2 separate regions of the Homo sapiens genome follow, and region 1 is linked to region 2. Evidence: read pairs that join two places in POLR2A ChIA-PET (ENCODE). Cell type or tissue: MCF 10A. All regions are shown on one strand. Links, peaks and the distances in the headings refer to the core of each region. The heading gives the core; the rest is flanking DNA. Region 1 overlaps KAT2B (lysine acetyltransferase 2B). Region 2 overlaps EFHB (EF-hand domain family member B).

Region 1 (5,383 bases), core at 54-5,053, 150 kb before region 2:
TAGAGAATATTATGGTACCTAAATCATAACTCAGTAAAGTTTTTTTTGTTTTTGTTTTTGTTTTGAGATGGAGTCTCGCTCAGTCGCCCAGGCTGGAATGCAGTGGTACGATCTCGGCTCACCGCAAGCTCCACCTCCCAGGTTCACGCCATTCTCCTGCCTCAGCCTCCCAAGTAGCTGGGACTACAGGCGCCCGCCACCACACCTGGCTAATTTTTTGTATTTGTAGTAGAGGTGGGGTTTCACCGTGGTCTCGATCTCCTGACCTCGTGATCCACCTGCCTCGGCCTCCCAAAGTGCTGGGATTACAAGCGTGAGGCACCACGCCTGGCCTTTTTTTTTTTTTTTTTTTTTTTGAGACAGAGTCTCTGTCGCCCAGGCTGGAGTACAGTGGCATGATGATCTCAGCTCACTGCAACCTCCGCCTCCCAGGTTCAAGCGATTCTCCTGCCTCAGCCTCCCGAGTAGCTGGGACTACTAGACGCATGCCACCACGCCTGGCTAATTTTTGTATTTTTAGTAGAGACGGGGTTTCACCATGTTGGCCAGGCTGGTCTCGAACTCCCGACCTCAAGTGATCTGCCCACCTCAGCCTCCCAAAGTGCTGGGATTACAGGTGTGAGCCACATGCCCAGCAAGATATTTTAATAATATTTTTAAAAAACAACACCTGGAGTCCACTGTAAGCAGCTGGGATTGCCAGAAGTTTTCTCTTTGGAAATGAGCAGTTTGAATTATGCTGATGTAATTAGGAGTAGTGCTTCTCAAACTCCAATCTACTCAGGAATCACCTGGAGATCTCATCAAAATGAAGATTAAGATTCAGTGGGTGTCGGGTGGAACCTGAGATTCTACATTTCTAAAAGTTCCTGGGTGAAGACCACTCTTTGAGTAGCCAAGATTTGAAGAGATAAAGATGGTTTGACTTCAGCAACACCTTTCTCTTCTCCCTGAATTAACTTTAGCTTTTCATATACAGATTAAATGGTTCAGTAATCCTTCCCTGGGACACAAGCCCTTTTTCTTCCTCCACTGTGTGACAATCCTTCCAGTTCACACAGTTGTACATGGAAGGCCAGCAGAAGATACCATAATGCTATGACTTCAAGCTGGGATTTTTAAACTATGGGAACTTTAAAAATCTGACACAAGTGAAAAGAGGAAAGTATACAGGGTGGGGATCAGGGTTCCCTCAGGAGAACAAAACTGCCTGGGATTGAGATAGAAATAGAATTGTAAGAGAGAAAAGATAACTAGTGAGGTAATTCACTATCAGAAGCATCTCTGAAAACCTTTTTTTTTTTTTTTTTTTTTTGAGACAGAGTCTCGCTCGTTGCCCAGGCTACGGTGCAGTGGCGCAATCTCGGCTCACTGCAATGTCCGCCTCCCAGGTTCAAGCAATTCTCCTGCCTCAGCCTCCCGAGTAGCTGAGATTATTGCCCACCAACACACCCAGCTAATTTTTGTATTTTTAATAGAGACGGGGTTTCACCATGTTGGCCAGGCTGGTCTTGAACTCCTGACCTCAGGTGATCTGCCTGCCGTGGCCTCCCAAAGTGCTGAGATTACAGGCGTGAGCCACCGCACCTGGCTGAATACCTTAATTTATGAGTGCCATTTTGGTCTGTGAAGCCACAAGGAATCAAAAAAACAAATATTAAAGAGTGGTCAAGGCTACAGAAAGAGAGTGGAAAGCATATCATGAGGAAATGACCCAAGACAAAACAACCCAGGTATAAATAAACACCTCATTCAAATTCTTCTCATCTATGCTCTCCATGGTTACTCCAAAATCAAATCAACAGAAAATCTTCATGACATCCCTGTCTGGAAGAAATCCTTGTGTTTATGCTGGAGTTGAATAAGAAACTGCCCTCCCTTTGCTAAATATTATAATTAGGTCCCGCTGACTGAAAGGTCTGGAACCCCCTTGGCAGGCTCTCTGAAGATGCTGGAATGGCTCCAGTTGTTACCAAATAGCCTAGGGGTTGGCCAGACCCTTCATTACATCCGAGTGACCTCTCCAGGAGCAAACCTAAGCATGCATTACCCCTGAAAAGGCCTCAGGAGGTCCTGGGTGACACTGGGGCCTAGAAACTAGTACCCTGGAATGCTAAATCCAAGACAATTTCTTTCCATTTAATACACACACACAGAATTTATCAGAAATTATCTGTCAAAATGCCAGAGCAGTCAGCTCAGACTTCGACACAGTGGAAAGATCTGTCAAACTGCTTGGCTAACATTGAGCAGTTCAGACAACCAGCTGACTAATAGAATTTTTCACCCTTCCGCCTGTTGTTTTGGCACCAAATCAACCAGGATGAGCAAAATAAGTAGTGCCTTATACGTTGTTTCCTTGGACAGCTCACGTTCTCATGGTATCAGTCATTATCTGAGATGATGACTCTCACATCCACATAACCAGCCCAACCTGTAAAGCAGAACTTCCAGCCCTCATTTCTAACTGCTTACATCCAGCATTTCTGCCCAGTCAGTTTTACAAAAAGGCTTGCCCTCCATCCCAATACTCCCTTTTCAACTACCCTATTCCCTTTGTTGGCACTGTCCTTCTCCCAGCTCCTAAGGTTAATCTGCACTCAATGCCCTCATCCAGGCCACCTGATTCTTCTTTCAAACTCTGTCAGATCTATACCTTCTCCATTCTCATTGCCAGGGCCCCAGTTCAGGCCCTTATCAGCCAACTAGAAGAAATACTTCCTCCCCTCTTCCAATACATTCCCACTCCCAACCTTCCTCCTAATACCAGCTCACATCACTGTACTCTAAAATGCCACTTAAGAACGTCAAGCATTTGTGTTTACTACTTTCCAAGGCAATTGCAGTCCAAATCATGTTATGTTCCCCTCCCAACAACCCTGTAGGACAAGTAATTCAATGCTTAGAGAAGGGGTGTGGCTTGCCTGAGTTCACTCAGCTGGCAAAGAACAAGAAGCCAACATCAAAACCTAGAACTCCTCTGTGGCATTCTAAAATACCTTGTGCCTCCTCCTTCTTAAAAGGCAAGGACACTATTATCAAATGGATTCAGTCCAAAATTTTCTACCTGAAATTCAAGACCTTCTATCAACTCATTTCTTCCTAACCTAGCAGACCCTATGTCCCAGTTTCTCTTTGACCATATTTCTCTTTTCCTCCAAGTTGGTTAGCCTCTTTATTAAAAACAATAATTATTATTTAGCATTGTTTTAATTGTAACAGTAACTGACATCTATGAGGCATTCAGAATGTCCCAGATTCTATACCAAGTTACTAAATACATTATTTCATTTTATCCTCAAAATAGCATTTGTCTATTAACAGACATATCTAATGTATCACCTCCAACAAAGAACTCTTTATTCTTACCCAAACCTGCTTCTCCTATGGTATTCTCTATCTTGGTAAATGGAACTACCATCCATTCAGTTGCTCAGGCCAAAAACCTGGACATTATCCTTCATTTCTGTCTTTTCATCACCACCTCCCTTGTAACAAATTAAGTCCTGTTGCCTCTACCCTTACAATATAGCCCAAACTAATTCTCACCCCTCCATTCCTGCTACCCTAGCCCAAGACACCATCTACTCATACCTAGACTATAATAACTTCCAACTGGCCCTCTTTATCTACTGTTTCTCTCATATACTTTATTCTTCTCAGAGCAGCCAGAGGGGTCACTTCAAACCGGAAATCTAATTTGAATTCACTGGAAACAGCCCAGATGTCCATAACAAGTCAACAGATAAACAAACTAGTACGTCCATACAGCAGAATACTCCTCAGCAATAAATAGAAATTAACTACCAATGCATCCAACACCACGGATTAATCTCAAAAATATACTGAGTGAAAGAACAGTATGTACTATGTGGTAACATTTATATGAAAAATAGCTAAATTAACTTAAAGTGACACAAATCAGATCAGTGCTTGCTTCCAAGGGAGAGAGACTTGAATGGCAAGGAGCAGGCAGAAATTTTCTAGGGGGATGGAAAAGTTCTGTCTTGATACGTATTTGTTGAAACGTATCAGAACTAAAGATCTTGACATCACTGTGTAAAAATTATATGTTGGCAATCTGGCCCCCATTTATCCCTTCCACCTAATCTCCTACACTCATACCCCCCACCCCACCCACCTCCATCTAGCCACACAGGTCTCCTGACAGGCCTCACACACGACAAGCCACTTCTGGCCCCAGAGTCTTTGCACGGCACCCTCTTCCTCACTTCTTATCATGCAGGCCTCGGTCCGTGTCCCTTCTGCAGAAGGATTTCCTGGGCATGTATCTAGAGGAATTCCCCAGGCATTCTCATTTAATTCTCTGTTTTCATTCTCTGCGAGGCACTTACCACTTTCTGTTATTTTCTGGCTTATTGTCTGCTTCTGCTACCAGAAAGCAAGCTCTGCAAGAATAAGGACCCATCTGTCACTGTATCACCAGCATCTAAATCAACACCTGGCACATTAAATAACAATTTGTTGAGTAAACGGAAAAAGTTGACATATATCACTGTCTCCACATTACAGCTGCGAAATCTGAGGCTTGTAAAGCATAAGTAACCTCCCCATAGTCACACATCAGGGTTCAAACCCAGGCAGTCTGGTGCCCAGGTCCATGTTCTAAACTACTCTCACGTCTGGCTCACAACAGTTTTGCTTCTCTGCTTGGTTTTACTCTGTTCCCTCTATCTGGGCTGGGTCTCTCTCCCACCCTTTCACCTCCCCCTGGCTCACAATGGTTTCTCTCTGCATTGACTTCATGCTTGATTATTCATTTTAATTTTTCTTTCACTTAATATCTGTCTCCTCAACAAGAAAAGGGCTCCTTGTGGCTTTTGCTTCCTTTTGCACATGTAGCAGAGAAGTGGCCACAGGCCCCTAACCGGTGCTCACAGATGTGTTCCTTTCGAGGTGGGATGAGTCAGGTAGTCCTGTGAGTATGTGCCAATCCTGGGTTACATGACTCACTTCATTATTTCAAAGTATGCTGACCTTGGCATCTTTGGCATTCTGCCATCTAGTTTCAACACCAGCTTGTCAGAGCTGATGCAAATTGGCACTGCCACCATCAATCACTATGATATTACTCAGGTCTCATCCTTGTACTTCTGGAACCTCCTGCATACCACACAAACCTCGCAAAAAGCTGCACAAGCCAAGAGTACACAACGCATGGGGACTGATTAGGATGGCATGGAATTTAATGGAAGCAACCCCATACAACTTGCCCTGAGGTTACTGACAAGATTACCCTAAACCTCCTCCTGATATTAGGTGATGTATTGTTCCAAGTGGACCATTAGAGACATTATTCACACTTTTTTCCAAAATAAATGCATCCATCTCCTTCACATCTGTAATCAATCCCAGCACTTTG
Region 2 (5,383 bases), core at 109-5,108:
TGAACTCCTGGACTCAAGCTATCCACCTCAGCCTTCTGAATAGCTGGGAATAAAGGCATGAATAACCATCCTGTCTTGACCTGATATTTGTTATTCAGCTTTGTTGAATAGTTATTTGGGCACCTGAGCATCACTCAACTTTTTCAAATTGTGACCTTTTTATCTCTTCATTCTGTAAAGACTACTTCCTTAGAAAACAAAATTGGGTCATTAGTTTTTCATTTCCTGCGTTATATTTTATATCCGAGCCAACACATAAACTTTGGAAGATTGCTCATAAAAGTCTAGATATCTTGTTATGCTTAAAAAAATCAGAAGATTGTGGATACTGGTACCATGGTTTGAACGTTGTAAATACTGGTGCCGCCCCGCCCTCCACAAAAAGATATGTCTATGTCCTGATGGCCAGAACCTATGAATGTTACTTTGTGTGGAAAAAGGGTCTTTGTAGATATAATTAAGGATCTTGGGATGAAGAGATCATTCTGGATTATCTGAGCGGATGTTAAATCCAATGATCAGTATCCATAGAGGGGAAGAAGAAAATTTGATACACAAGAGGAAAAGACATGCAGAAGGGAAGGTATGTGAAGATGGAGATAGACATTGGTGTGATGTGCCTATAACCAAGGAATGCGAAGTAATGCCAACAGCCATCAGACTTTGGAAGAAGGAAAGAATGGGCTGGGTGTGGTGGCATATGCCTGTAGTCCCAGTGCTTTGGGAGGCTGAGGTGGGAGAATGGCTTGAGCCCAGGAGCTTGAGGCCAGCCTGGGCAACATAGCAAGACACCATCTCTAGGGAAAACAACAAAAAAAGCAAGAAATGAATTCTCCCCTAGAGCTGTTAGAGGAAATGTGGCCTTACTGACACTTTGATTTCAGACTTCTGGCTTCTAGGACTGTGAGAGAATACATTTTTTTACGCCATCAGTTTTTGGTAATTTCTTATAGCAACCACATGAAACTAATGCATGGGCCTCGCATTCATATTTGTCAATGATAGGGGTAGATTTGTTCTGACCTCTGCCCTCTTTAAAGGAGACAATGGCCCTCTAGGTTTCCGTAGGCCCAACATGCACACAAACTTAGCATTACTGCAGGTATCCAACCTGCCTCACTCTTGCCTATTTTGTCTCTGTGACAATAACAGCTCTCAGTTATAGAGGCAAAATTCTGAGCACTTTATATATTATTAGTTTAATTCTACTAAGAACTCCACAGGATAGGTGTATTATAACTTTTATTCTTCCCATTTTACAGGTGAAAAAGCTGAGGTACAGAGGGGTTAAATCATTTGCCTAAGATCATGCAGCTCAGACGTATCAGGGGTAAGAATGAAACCCAGGCAGTATTGGCTCTAGAGGCAGCCCTAACCACTGCACCAGATCTATAGGCACTTTATTCTTGATCACCTCTTTATGGGCTTCAAAAATGATTTCCATTCCTCTTTCACTCCTTTATTACATGAGTTTCTGATACTCGAATTATTCAAAATAAGGATGGTAAAACACACACATAAAATAAATTTTTACAGTATCATAGTAACCCTGTATGAGATAGTTTTTATTTAGGATATGGATGAAGCATTTACATAATAAATATTTCTTAATTATTATTATTAAAATGGTTAAACTATGTGTAAAGTATGAAGATATTATTTAAATATTTAAGGACTACAGATATTTATAATTAAATATAATAAATAAATTGATACTTAAAAGGAGACAAATATGGTTTATCCATTTTCAATGGGTTAGAAATATAAACTTGCTATCAGTTTGTAAAACATATGAGGTAAACACATTAACAACAATGTGGTCCTCAAGAACATCCTAAGAGCAGAGCAAATATCAATGATTTAGTGTTGCCATAGAAAAAGACACAAAGTTTATAAGGGCAAACAGTGTGCAGTGCATGCTTCCCTCCAACTTGTCTCTACTCCCAAGAGGACACTGTTTATGGAACAGTGTTTTATTTGATCATACATTTTGTATTTTTTTTTTTTTTGAGATGGAGTCTCCCTCTGTCACCCAGACTAGATTGCAGTGGCATGATCTCGGCTCACTGCAACCTTTGCCTTCTGGGTTCAAGCAATTCTCGTGCCTCAGCCTCCCGAGTAGCAGGAATTACAGGTGTGTGCCACCATGCCTGGCTAATTTTTGTATTTTTAGTAGAGATGGGGTTTCACCATGATCGTCAGGCTGGTCTTGAACTCATGACCTCAGGTGATCCGCCCGCCTCAGCCTCCCAAAGTGCTGGGATTACAGGCGTGAGCCACTGTGCCCAGCCCTTTTTGTATTTTGAAACTTAATTGGAATGTTATTGCTAGCAGTAGAGAAATTCTTTATTCTTTTGGTTGCAGTTTAAAAAGAGCTCACTACTTCATTCAGTTTGATTTCTGTTACAAACGTGGAGTCAAGAGTGTTAGTCTACATTTTGAGGCATCTAATTTTATATGCACGATTTAATGTAAATTTGGTTTACTCTCAACTTTTATGGGATATATTTCCCCTGTAAAAGAGGATCTCTATTGGCTGGGCATGGTGGCTCATGCCTGTAATCCCAGCACTTTGGGAGGCTGAGGCAGGCAGATCACAAGGTCAGGAGTTCGAGACCAGCCTGGCCACATAGTGAAGCCCTGTCTCTACTAAAAATACAAAAATTAGCTGAGTGTGGTGGCACGCACCTGTAGTCCCAGCTACTTGGGAGGCTGAGGCAGGAGAATCGCTTGAACCCGGGAGGTGGAGGTTTAAGTGAGCTGAGATGGCGCCATTGCACTCCAGCCTGGGTGACAGAGCAAGACTCTGTCTCAAAAAACAAAAACAAAAACAAACAAACAAACAAAAACGATCTCTATCTATATTTTGCCTGTGACCTTTGGTTTGAATAATCAAACCAAAGTCAAATCAAACTTTGGTTTGAGTCATCAGATGTAGGCATGCCTGTGCGAGTGCATGTGTTTGTGCGCATGTGTGAACGAATGAATTCACTGGCACACAAAGAGCTTTATCTGAGTTGGTTCGTGAATGCAACTCAAGATTGTTGTGTAATGATGTTGCAGTTATTGATATTCTGACATACATGGTTGCCCACAGATACTTCCTGATTGTTGCAGAAGCATACTCCAGGCAGTTCTTGACTAAAAAGAGTTGGCTCTGTGCCTGACAGTTCTTTTTCTTATCATCTCTGCATGTTCCTAATTATGTACCTTGGAGCTGATTTTTTTTTTTTTTTGAGACAGAGTTTCACTCTGTTGCCCAGGCTGGAGTGCAGTGGTGTGATCTTGGCTCACTGCAACCTCTGCCTCCTGGGTTCAAGCGATTCTCCTGCCTCAGCCTCCCAAGTAGCTGGGATTACAGGTGCCCATCACCAGGCCTGGCTAATTTTTGTATTTTTAGTAGAGATGGGGTTTTGCCATGTGGGCCAGGCTGATCTCGAACTCCTGACCTCAGGGTGATCCACCTGCTTCGACCTCCCAAAGTGCTGGGATTACAGGTGTGAGCCGCTGCGCCTGGCCTGGAGCTGATTTTTAGATTGTTAACTCTGTTTGTTCAAGTTATAGCCCTAAACTGCATTGATTTATTCTGACTCCACCTACATTCTTCCCCCCCGCCAACAAATGGGAAGGAAATGAAGAAACGAGATGAATTACTTATGTTTCTTCTTTTGTTCCTCCACAGAGTGTCACTCTTCTCCAGAAATTTATTCAGCTCAGTAGTTCAATAGTACAGGAGATACTTTGAAAAGCAAATGGAGTTTTAAGAATGTAATGTTCATTGTCTTTAGTCTTAGCAAAACAATAGAGAATTTATTAATTTTAATGTTATTAAATAGTAGTGTTGTAATTTTACACGTTTCAAAAGAAATTTTATTCATTTAATCACAACAGTAGAAGTAACAAAATTATTTTACAGAAAACTGGCAAAATAAAATCGCTCATAATCCTGTTCACTTTAATTCAGCCATTATTATCATTTTAATGTATTTTTTCCTAGTGTGGCTCCCTATGTAGATTTTTGCATAGTTTTTACCAGAGTGCAATCCCATTTTATATCCTGTTTTCCACCTAACATAAAATAATTATATATTGCTGTATATGCCAGCATTGAAAATGCATGCAGTGTATTCTTATTGATGTGACAGAATTTAATTACCCTCCACAACTGAACATTTTGATTCTTTTCTTTATTCCACTGTCATCAATGAGGCTACAAACATTTTTTATACATATAACTTTTCTACATTTTTTTTTTTTTTGAGACAGGCTCACTTTGTTGCCCAGGCTGGGGTGCCGTGGCATGATCTTGGCTTACTGCAGCCTCTGACTCCCAGGTTCAAGTGACTGTCCTGCCTCAGCCTCCCAAGTACCTGGGATTACAGGCGTGTTCCACCACACCTGGCTAATTTTTGTAGTTTTAGTAGAGATGGGGTTTCACCATGTTGGTCAGGCTGGTCTTGAACTCCTGACCTCAAGTGATCTGCCCACTTTAGCCTCCCAAAGTGGTGGGATTACAGGTATGAGCCACCGTGCCCAGGCTCTTTTCTACATTTTTAATTGCTATCTGGATTATATCATTATTATTGGTTCCCAGATGTGGATAAAAGGGCATGAGTGTTTTTATGCTTTTTGATTCATATTGCCCAATTATTTTCAAAAGAACTGTAGGAATTTGCACTAGCAATCTGTAAGTGTTTTACCATATTTTTTTGCCAAAGTTAGATATTCTTTCTCTCTCCATATGCTTATATATATTTGCTTGTTTACTAGGTTAGAAGTGGCACTTTGTTATTCTTTTATTTTACATTTATTTTATTACTAGAGAGTATTATAAATTCTCCATGTATTTGCTTACTAGATGTGAGTTATTTGTTTATATCCTTTGGCTATTTATTTATTTGATGCTAAATTTTTTTATTTTTATTTTCATTTTTTGTAGAGATGGGATCTCACTATGTTACCCAGGCTCGTCTCAAATTCCTAGCCTCGATTGATCCTCCAGCTTTAGCTTCCTAAAGTATTGAGATTACAGGCATGAACCACTGTGCCTGGCCTGATGCTTAATTTTCTTCTAGCAATTTTACGAGTTACACTTACTTTATTTTATTTTTTTGAGACAGGGTCTCACTCTGTCACCCAGGCTGGAGTACAGTGACGTCATCTCAGCTCACTGCAACCTCAGCCTCCCAGTCTCAAGCGATCTTCCTAGCTCAGCCTCTCGAGTAGCTGGGACTACAGGTACATGCCACCACGCCCAGCTAGTTTTTGTATTTTTTTAAGAGACAGGGTTTTGCCATGTTGCCCAGGCTAGTCTCAAACTCCTGAGCTCAAGCCATCTGCCCACCTCAGCCTCCCAAAGTGTTGGGATTACAGCAGTGAGCCA

What was found. Peaks named below come from ENCODE experiments on the same cell type or tissue, not always from the same donor. Only the 100,000 strongest peaks of a DNase experiment are listed, where the experiment ranks them.
Region 1: POLR2A ChIA-PET joins it to region 2 with 5 read pairs; 2 of 35 experiments call an interaction of 5 or more read pairs at or near these places.

The regions. Positions count from the first base shown.
Region 1 is chr3:20,054,386-20,059,768 of GRCh38, reverse strand. The region is part of intron 1 of KAT2B (lysine acetyltransferase 2B); the gene reads right to left. Among named protein-coding and RNA genes, the nearest start is that of KAT2B, 17 kb to the right of the region's middle. RefSeq lists enhancers at 687-856, 4,572-4,811. In MCF 10A, for the core only: no CTCF peak of the experiment used is centred there; DNase peaks (open chromatin) are centred at 2,298 and 4,998.
Region 2 is chr3:19,899,803-19,905,185 of GRCh38, reverse strand. All of the region lies in intron 6 of EFHB (EF-hand domain family member B), which reads left to right. Among named protein-coding and RNA genes, the nearest start is that of EFHB, 32 kb to the left of the region's middle. RefSeq lists an enhancer at 1,829-1,998. In MCF 10A, for the core only: no CTCF peak of the experiment used is centred there; a DNase peak (open chromatin) is centred at 3,115.